Linked DNA regions of Homo sapiens: region 2 is linked to region 1. The links are chromatin loops, found by intact Hi-C in ENCODE. Cell type or tissue: natural killer cell. All regions are shown on one strand.

The links. Hi-C counts contacts between places; a loop is a spot of excess contacts. Peaks named below come from ENCODE experiments on the same cell type or tissue, not always from the same donor. Only the 100,000 strongest peaks of a DNase experiment are listed, where the experiment ranks them.
Region 2: it touches region 1 in a loop (5-fold over the local background); 1 of 110 quality-filtered maps calls a loop at or near these places.

What each region holds. Positions count from the first base shown.
Region 1 is chrX:40,134,597-40,139,596 of GRCh38, forward strand. It overlaps a transcript of BCOR not described here. Among named protein-coding and RNA genes, the nearest start is that of BCOR, 39 kb to the left of the region's middle. In natural killer cell, no CTCF peak of the experiment used is centred here; no DNase peak of the experiment used is centred here.
Region 2 is chrX:40,058,954-40,063,953 of GRCh38, forward strand. It overlaps BCOR (BCL6 corepressor), which reads right to left. Exons shown (of 15, transcript NM_001123385.2): 8 at 4,655-4,999; 9 at 3,793-4,118; 10 at 3,186-3,440. Among named protein-coding and RNA genes, the nearest start is that of BCOR, 37 kb to the right of the region's middle. RefSeq lists an enhancer at 1-396. In natural killer cell, no CTCF peak of the experiment used is centred here; a DNase peak (open chromatin) is centred at 2,998.

The DNA.
Region 1 (5,000 bases):
TGGGTGACAGAATGAGACCCTGTCTCAAAAACCAAACACCAAAAAATAAAAAAGGCAGTCCCCCTTCCAAGTCCAGGCTAGGATTAGTTACAGAAGATGGATCAACTCACACACCTTTGGAGCCAGGAGCCAGAATTCTCCCAAATAAGAGACTGAATCCCCATGGGGCTCCACCATAAAACATATCTGCCCCAGTGCCCCAGTCTCTTTGCTTACAAGATGTAAACCTTGATGCTGCTACCTTGAATTTTTAGACAGTGGATTCCTTTGATTAGAACCACTCTGGGCAACGGTGATGAGATTCCATTAACCATCGGAATCAATTGAACCAAGAGCTTTCCTTCCTAAAGGGAAGGGCTAGGTTCCAGTACTTGGCTGACTGCAGAGCCCTGGAGGAATTCATTGAAAGGAGGCCCAAAATTAGAAATCATCACTTTCTGCAGAGACACTTAGGAATCCCCCCCACATTATTCAAGGACAGCAAGAGAAAGGTGGGCAGAACTGGGGGGAAAAGGAGCTGCAAGGAAGAACGCGAATCTTTGGCCAGCTCATATACCTTCATACAACAGATGAAGGTGTGTCCTGCACAGCCTGCGAGACTGGCTAAAAGTCTAGCTTTTAGTCACACCTCCTGGATCCTATGCCACATCTCCAAGACATGCTTAGAGGTAAGCAAGGAAACTTGCTCGGTCTGGGGTCTCCTCTGAGCTTTCCCACCTGTACCTTTCCTGCAAGGGAAACCCCTGTAGGAAGAAAGGTCTCCATTCCATCATGGCTTTTTTCTTTTCCTTCTTTTCTTTTTTTTTTTTTGAGAAAAGAGTCTCATTCTTTCGCCCAGGCTGAAGTGTAGTGACACAATACTCGGCTCACTGCAACCTCCACTCCCGGATTCAAGTGATTCTCGTACCTCAGCCTCCCGAGTACCTGGGATTACAGGCGTGTACCACCATACCTGGCTAACTTTTGTATTTTTAGTAGAGACAGGGTTTCACCATGTTGGCCAGGCCAGTCTCGAACTCCTGACCTCAGGTAATCTGCCTGCCTCGGCCTCCGAAAGTACTGGGATTACAGGTGTGAGCCACCGCGCCCGGCCCTTCATGGCCTTTTTGTCTCTCAGCATTGGGATGGCCGGTGGCCCATCTTCCCAGGTTTCCTGAGATTGGCGGCAATGACCCAGAAGCCTCTGGTGACATCATAAACCATCTCGGGGAGGGTAATGTAATTATTGCATGGATTTATTTAAATTTAATCTAAAACTGAAGGTTTCAACAAGGGTCGTTTTATCATTTGATATATGTGTTTGTATATATAAATGTCACAGCTAGAGATACATAGTTTTGGTTTGAAACACCTGTTTCAGATTGCATTACTCTTCCCAGTGCTTCACCTCCCCCTGTGTCCACACCTTTTAGAGGTAGAGCATGCCTCTTCATCCCACCGATGTCAGGCCACATGACTTCTTCTGGCCAATAGATGTAGGCAGAAGTAACAGTGTGCAAATTTTGAGTCCCGGACTTAAGAGTCATTGCATTTGCACTCTACCCTCTTGCACTTTTGCCATTGTCATGAGAAGAACATGTCCCAGGTAGCCCACTTGTCCGTAGAAGATGAGGGACACGTGGAGCAGCTTTAGATCCAATCCACACTTGGAGTCAAGCCCTGTTGAGCACATTCTAGACCAGTGAACCACAGGTGACCCACTGACATGTATGTAGGAAATAAGTGCTTACTGATGTTTTGAGGTGGTTTGTGATACAACAGTGTTGTGACAAGAGCTTATTGATATATCGCCTGAGCACGTTACTCGGTCAACCCAAGGCTCATACTGCACAACCTACCATCTAAAAGAACACTCGTTCTACCTGCTGTAGATAGAAATAACTAACTACATAAAAGAACATTCCATCTCTCTGTAGCCTCACACCCTTCTTAATTCTTCCGAGTATTTATTACAACCTGCAATATTATATATTTTTATTGCTCATGTACTTTTTCTCTCCCCAGTAAAATGTAGTTTTATGATGTCCAAGATATTGTTTTTGTTCCTGCTATAAATGTCCAAAGCTTTGGTAGGCGTATGGTGGGTGTTAAATAATTATGTGCAAAATAGATGTCTATGGTCTTTTTTCTCCTTGGTTAATATGCCTCTTACCTAATTTACGTTCCTGTGTGCAGCTCAATGACTTTGCACTAAGCAAAGTTGAGGAAGAAAAAAACATTTTGTAGAACAAAATATGCAAACAGGAGACCTCCCAATTTTGTCCCTGATGAAGAATGAGTTCTTCTTCCCCAAAGAGCCAGTCTCCATGGTTGGGGCCCTTAGAAACCACAGCAGACCTCCAGAACTGTGGCAAACCAGCAGGTGGCTTTGCCAGTGCCATCCAATATAACCAAGACGCAGCTAAATTTCTGGATACCGTATCAGGGGCTGTCCTCAACCATAGGAGGTTTCTCTGTGTGTCACTTCACTGGGGGGAACTTCAAAGGGACTTATGTGGCTTCCAAGAGCTGTCAGAATGTTTGACTCTCTGGCATTGTGCCGGCATCACACGTTAATTAAATTATATGGCAGATACACCTCAATGTCAAAGTCAGATATTATAGCCGTCAAAGCCTAACATTAGGTGCAGTATTTTATAGCACAGAGTATACCTTTAAACAAATTCCTGGCCGGGCACGGTGACTCACGCCTGTAATCCCAGCACTTTGGGAGGCCAAGGCAGGTAGATCACCTGAGGTTGGGAGTTCGAGACCAGCCTGGCCAACATGGTGAAACCCCGTCTCTACTAAAAAAATACAAAAATTGTCACGTGTGGTGGCACACACCTGTAATCCCAGCTACTTGGGAGGCTGAGGCTGGAGAATCACTTGAACCCAGGAGGCGGAGGTTGCAGTGAGCCGATATGGAGCTATTGCACTGCAGCCTAGATAATAGAGTGAGACTCCATCTCAAAAATAAAATAAAATAAAATAAAATAAAATAAAATATAAAATAAAATAAACAAATTCCTTTATCTTTCCCCAGTCCTCTCTTGCCTCTGGCTCTTAAGACATCTACCATTCTACACTTCCTATGTGAAGAAAATTCCAGACAACTTTGTCTGTTGGGGGGCCCCAAGACTCTCTGGCTTGCCAGACAGTGGAGGTTTCTGGGGTTGCACCTACTTGCTCTCTCTAACCCTTGACTTTCTGATCTCAGGCTTTTGTGAGCCTAGGCTTCACCCTGAGAGAGAAGATCTTACCGGTCTGTGGGTAAAACAAATGCTAGCTCTTTCTTCAAAGATGGTTCTATTAGCAGGGCAGCAACTAGCCAGGCTATAAAAGGGAAGTGGACGGGGGGCGACTTTCCCTCCAAATATCTTTTTTTTTTTTTAAGACAGAGTTTCACTCTTATTGCCCAGGCTAGAGTGCAATGGCGCTATCTTGGCTCACCACAACCTCCGCCTTCCGGGTTCAAGTGATTCTCCTGCCTCAGCCTCCCGAGTAGCTGGGATTACAGGCATGCGCCATCATGCCCGGCTAATTTTGTATTTTTAGTAGAGACGGGGTTTCTCCATGTTGGTCAGGCTGGTCTCGAACTCCCGACCTCAGGTGATCCACCCGCCTTGGCCTCCCAAAGTGCTGGGATTACAGGCGTGAGTCACCACTCCCGGCCTCAAATATCTTTTTAATAAGCACAGCTAGAAACTCTCCATGAGTGGAAACTGGTCACAAGAAGCCCCTGCTACTTATGTGCTGAGCGTAGGCAATCCTCTCAGGCGAGGGACGACTACGAAGCCACATTCCCGGTTTTCTTGGGTCTCTCTCATGGTTACCAAGGAAAACTCGGAGGCCATCAACTCGGCCAAATGACTTACATGCAATCACCAAAGCAAAGTTAATACCAAGTGTGTTTAAGTCTCAAGTGTCCCTAACACCTATTAAGCACTTTCTAGATGCCAGGCACTATTTTATTATTTATTTATTTATTTATTTTGAGACGGAATCTTGCTCTGTCACCCAGGCAGGAGTGTAGTGGCACGATCTCGGCTCATTGCAACCTCCGCCTCCCGGGTTCAAGCGATTCTCCTGCCTCAGCCTCCCGAGTAGCTGGGGTTACAGGCACCCACCACCACGCCTGCCTAATTTTTGTATTTTTAGTAGAGACGGGGTTTCGCCATGTTGGTCAGGCTGCTGTTGAACTCCTTACCTCAGGTGATCTGCTCGCCTTGGCCTCCCAAAGTGCTAGGATTACAGGCGTGAGACACCGTGTCTGGCCCAGGCACTATTTTACATGCTTTATGTCCATCAACTAATCCTCCCAACATCATTAAATATATTGTATCACTACCCTCCATTTCACAGATGGGGGAAGTAAGGTGGCGAGAGTAACTGCCTCAGGTCACACAGCTGGTCAAGTTGTAGAGCCAGGTTTTGAACCCAGACAGTCTGGCTCCCCCATACTAACTACGACATAGTCTTCGCTATTTAATCCTGCAAGCTTTAGGAAATGCCCACTATGCACGAGGCACACTAATAAGGTGCTGGGGGCTGGGAGGAGGGGGATGAACAAGCAGGCAACATGTCTATGAGGGAAAAGTACTCCTAAGTAACAGTTTAAGATAAAGTTAAACTAATTCAGACCTTTGAAGGGGTTTTGAATTCTTTCCAAGGGTAGGCGTGTTGAATAAATATAATGCTTTTGAAAACCTGCCTTCATATATGGGTGTTCATTGTACTGCTCTTTCAAGTTTTCTGTGGGTTTGGGATTTTTTTCAAAATAAAATTTAAAATATATATATATATATAATATATATACATATATATATATATATATATAATATATATACATATATATATATATATATATAATATATATACATATATATATATATATATATATATATATATATATATATATATTTTTTTTTTTTTTTAAGCATCAGCCTTAATAGGCCAGGCGCAGTGGCTGACGCCTATAATCCCAGCACTTTGGGAGGCCAAGGTGGGTGGATCACGAG
Region 2 (5,000 bases), 76 kb before region 1:
ATCAGCTCTAAGCGCCACCGACTGCTGTGCACAGATCAATCTACCCGGATCCCGGCAGCCGGCCTGGTGTCCTATCAACCCAGGGTTTATTTGCTCTGACAATTATGGCCTTCACCTGGAAACCTTCATCACTACTAGGGCTGATCTGAGGGAACATAGAAATGAAAGATGTCGAGGCTGAAGGGTAAGTCAACTCTGTTATCCTGGAGGATGGCAGGCAAGACAACAGTAACCCAACAACCAGGTCAGACGTTTTGCCATTGGCCACCGTAACACTTCTGATGTTCCCAAATGTGTATGTCATATCCCACAGTGACCTGTGAGATCTCAGGAAGGAAAAGTGGTATGAGTCTCATTCAACACTCAAGGAAGTTGAGGCCCAGAGAGGTTAAGCCCCATATTCAATTAACACAAAGTATCAGACCCATAACTCAGGTCTTTTGGCAACGGGTCTGCTGGGAAGTTTCCAAAGGCCCAATCAAGGGCCCTGGCTAGAGGGCTGCAATCCAGCCATGACCGGCATCCCTTGCACCTTTTCTGTTGGGGTCAAGCAGGCTAATGACACTCTCCTAGATGGGAGGGTGATGGGATCTTAAATGGGTGGCAACCGCTGTCACCAACAGAGAGAATGAAGAAGCCAGACAAGTCTGTCTACCCATTACATTACTTGGTTTATTCTCCACGCTGGAAATGGGAGTGTTTGAAGGGCAGCCCGCCCATTCCCAAACAAAATCAAACTGTTTTTGTTGGACAATTCTCTGTTAAGCAGCTATAAGCTGAATGACATTAACCGCAAAATGTAACCATAAAGGCCATAAACCCGACATTGTTAATTAATTAAATGCCTCATTAACTTTTTTAAAAACATGATTTATTCGATTCATAGAAAACTTAACCATCACTACTAAATGCACACACATGCGGTTCCACATTGGCATCTTAGCCTAAGAACAGACAGGTTCAACTGTAACTGGCCTTTCAGGTGGTCTATTACAGATCTGAAGACAGAGGGTGTTTCTAAACCTCAAGAACCAGATTAACAGAAAACAAAGCTTGAGCAGCCTTTTTATTGCATGTGGTATCTTTTTAGCTAAGCAGAAGACAATGATAAAGAGGGGTTTTGGGAAACCTCTCCCAAAGCTGTGCATTCATACCGTACCTTATCCTGTTAAGCAAACTGTTCTTTTATTTTAAAGGGTTTACACTGCCACATCTGAATGGACTATCATCCTAACATTTTAATTTCTGACTAAAGAAATCCCAGAAAGTTGGATTCAAAGTTGAAAGCTTTCATCTAGTAATTAAAACATTCAGCATCAAAACTGATGACCTGGGAAAGTTCTATAATGACATTTACATTTGAAGGGGAAAAGTTGTCCTTCCATAAACATTCTCAAGGCTTCTTGCACCAAAGGCCTGGTAGCCTAAGAAAGCATGGATCAGTGTTCCTTAGTCCAGGCCTGCTATAGGAAAACCACCAGAATGGAAACTGTTCCTTAGAGCACCCACAAGGGTCTCTTGAAGCTCTGGGCTCAGAAAGGTGAGACTGGCAGAAATGAAGCCAGGATCAAAGACCAGGCCAGGAGCCCTACCCCGCTATGGCCGGCAAGTTTGCTGCCCTGGAGCCCTCCCTTACCTCTGGTGTTTGCTGGAAGCACAAGTCCATTTTCCCAATCATGCGTAGGAATGAGTGGCCCTGCCTGGCACGCTGCATCTACCCTGTCCTCATAGGCGCCGCTGCTCTCAGCTTATGGGAAACCAACTGGCTGCCACTTGGGTTTAATCTGCAAGTAACTGAGCTAATTTTCAAATCCTTCTAGAGAGTTCCCTCAAAGATAATCCAGAGATATCGATAAGAAACAAGCTGGTATGAATAGACAAAGTCACATACAACCAAAAATACCTAGCTAGTGCTTCAAAGGACCATCCCACAGGTGTGAGCCAGCATCCCAGTTCCCACCCACACAATCATGCCCCAGGGTGGGCTCTGGGTCAAAGGGAGACTGGCAGCTGGGTCACCCCATCAGGAAAGGCTCAAGGCACAGCAGACTGCTGACTGCAGCATGGTTAAGGTGCATGAGCCTGGGCTCTGGCTGAATTCCGGGAGCCCACAGCTGAGCATGGCCTGGCATGGATCCTGTCGCCCGGGTGCTTCTCCACACTTCACACTCAGCCTGCTGAACCGCATTTTATTTTCACCACGACTCCTAGAGAGCTGATGCCAGCATAAAAAAAAATGTCTTTGCACTGTGGGCTATTACATCACTATCTCAACTGACAAGTGTGTGGTGGGGAGACGCACAGGGGCAGACGTAGGTTTTGAACTGTGAAAAGCGTGATTCCAATGGGAGCCAGTCCTGGAGAGGAGCCGAGTTTGGGGGGATGGGGGGAGACTGGGCTTTGGAGCCAGGCTGCTGGATTATTATCTGTTCAAATCATGTAACGCCTCTGGGACTCAGTTTCCTCATCTGAAAGCGGGAATAATATTAGTTACTACTGCACAAAGATGATGAAAGGGTGAAATGAGTTACTTTGGATCTTAGGGGCTCCGTCAACGTAAGCTATCATTGTCATGGCCCATGCTAGGAGGAGGATGAGCAGGGGGGCTGGGGAGAAGCAGTGAGTTGAGGGAAAAGTCTCAGTCCCTCCCTCCAGAGCCCTCAGCCCTAAGGCTACTGTACCCCCCCACTCAGAAAGAGACCTTAGGTCTGCCCCACCCCCCTCCCTCTGTGACCTACACAGCTACTTCCTGCCTACTCCCCCTACACGGCCACCCTTCCACCCGAAACAGTACAAGCAGCCCCAGATAGAGCTAATAACTTCTCTCCCCCTTGCTAATCAGAATCCAAAAGGGCTCATTAAAATTCCCCTAGTCGCCAAGCCCTGGGTTGTGTCAGATTTTATATCAGAGATAAGTTAGCGAGACTGGAGGATGCCGTAGCAGCCTACCTGCCTGAACACGAACTGAACATCAGAGAGGCCTTTCTTTCCACACCGCGATTGAACAAGCCACCAAAGAGACAGCAGTGAGAGTGGGGCTAACACAAACATCCTGTTGGAGCACCGGCCCAGCCCCGATGTGGAGGGGGCTGAGCTCTGCTCTCCATGTCCCTCCCCTCGCCCACCACAGTCCGCAGGCCCCGCCCCCCAGCCTGCAGCCCCAGGGAGCGCCCACAGGGACACACCTCATAGCCAAGCCTGGCTGCCCGCTGCAGAAGGGTCTCGCCAGCGTTCTTATTGACAATAAGTCTCCGTGCTTCCGGCGGCATAGGGCGAGACTGGGTGGTCTCCTGAGGGGAACTTGAGCATGGCAGCTGTGTGGACTGGGAGGCTGGTAGCAGTTGCTGCAAGCGGTCGAAGGGCTTTGGCTCCTGCTTGGCTGGTGACAGATCATAGTCCGAACTGGGCTCCGGCCGCTTTCTGAATCTCCGGACAGTCACCTATCATAAAACCAAGCAGCGCACACGGTTAAGCCCGTGTCCTTCTAACAGCCGCTGCTTCCCCTCCTCCTCCCCACGTGACAAACCTGCGTGGAGAGAGGCACTTTATTCCTTATCTTTTTTTGGGGGTGGGGGGTGCCTGTCAAAGGAGGGTTTGGGGGAAGGGATTTCATTCTTACTAGTTTGAAACTTCGCTGCCACCCAGAAGACATGCTCCTCTAGGACAGGGGAGTGACGTGTGGTGTGGGGGAGGAGTCCAGGAAAAGGAAAGCTTTGTCCCCTCAAGCTGGGAAGCAGGCAGGCGGGGATGTGTTCGCACAGGCCCCAGAGGGAAGCCGGGGTCAAGAGGTACCTTGCCATCGGCATTCTCCACGTAGTATTCCCCTGTCAGTGGCAATCCCCGCCTGGACTCCTGAGGGATCAAGTGTTTGGTTTTGCACAGTCTCTTCCCGGATGGCTTCTCGCTGTTGTCGGTGTATTTCTGCAGCAGGGAGGCAGCCTGGCAATCCTCTTCTTCGTCTGCACACAGCACATCTGTCTTCTGGTTTTCTTTAATTTTCTGCTGTTTGGCAGGCGGCCTGGAGGCTGGTGCGCAGCTTGGCTGAGCCTGCTTTTTGCCGCCTGCACTGGTGGATGAAAGACTCTTCATGGGCGGAGAGCCGGAGAACACAGGCAAGCCTAAATACGGAGGGGGTGACGGGGTGGCGGGCGGATGGGAGACGGGAGAAGAAGCGGGCGTTACACAGTTGTAGCCAGTGCAGGAAGAAAAGCCCATTGTTAACACTGATCACTGGAGCGGCTTCAGTTTTTAAAGATACACCAATTATGTTTTCAAAGCATTAATATTTTAATTATACCACATTCAAACGGCACCTAAGTTAACCCACAAAACGCCAAGTGGCAAGTTGCTTCAAAGGGCCCGGAAGAGAGGACAGAAGCTGGCTCTTCCTGCTTTCCTGCCCCCTACCCACTGGGTCTGGGTTGCTCAGGACCCAGAGACTGGAGACAGCCTGAGGCTGGAATGAAGGTGTTCAGACTTCCTTCCTGTGCAACCACGGGCAAGGACATCAAGAGAGAACTCCCTGCCTGCCACATCTTCGTTGAAGTCAATTGCTATGGCCTTCTAAGATCTCCTCAAAAGCCCTTTCCTACAGAGAGTGGATGACCCACCCTCCAGGAGCGGGGTGAACACTCAAGGGGTGGCCCCCGCATACCTTGTTCATTGTCACTGGGTTTAAGAGACTCTTCCGACCAGCTTCTGTTGCCTTTGGCCTCTGCCCTTTTCCTGCCAGGTTTCTCTTCAGTGATGTTAGTCCCCTGAGGAATGGCCTCAGGCTGAGTGGCCTGGGTCACTTCCTTCCTGCTTTGCCGGCCAGGTTTGCCATCTGCTGCCGACACCTGCTGCTCCCATCGTTCTCTAAGGTGCAGCAAGTGGCGTTGTTTTTTAGGATGGAGCCCTGTTAATTCAATGCACACCTTCAGGTTGGTCAGCTCACTATAATGTGGGTCTTCTAAGTGGTTAGAGGAACTGTTTGTCATTTCCCTCTCAGGCCAGTCATC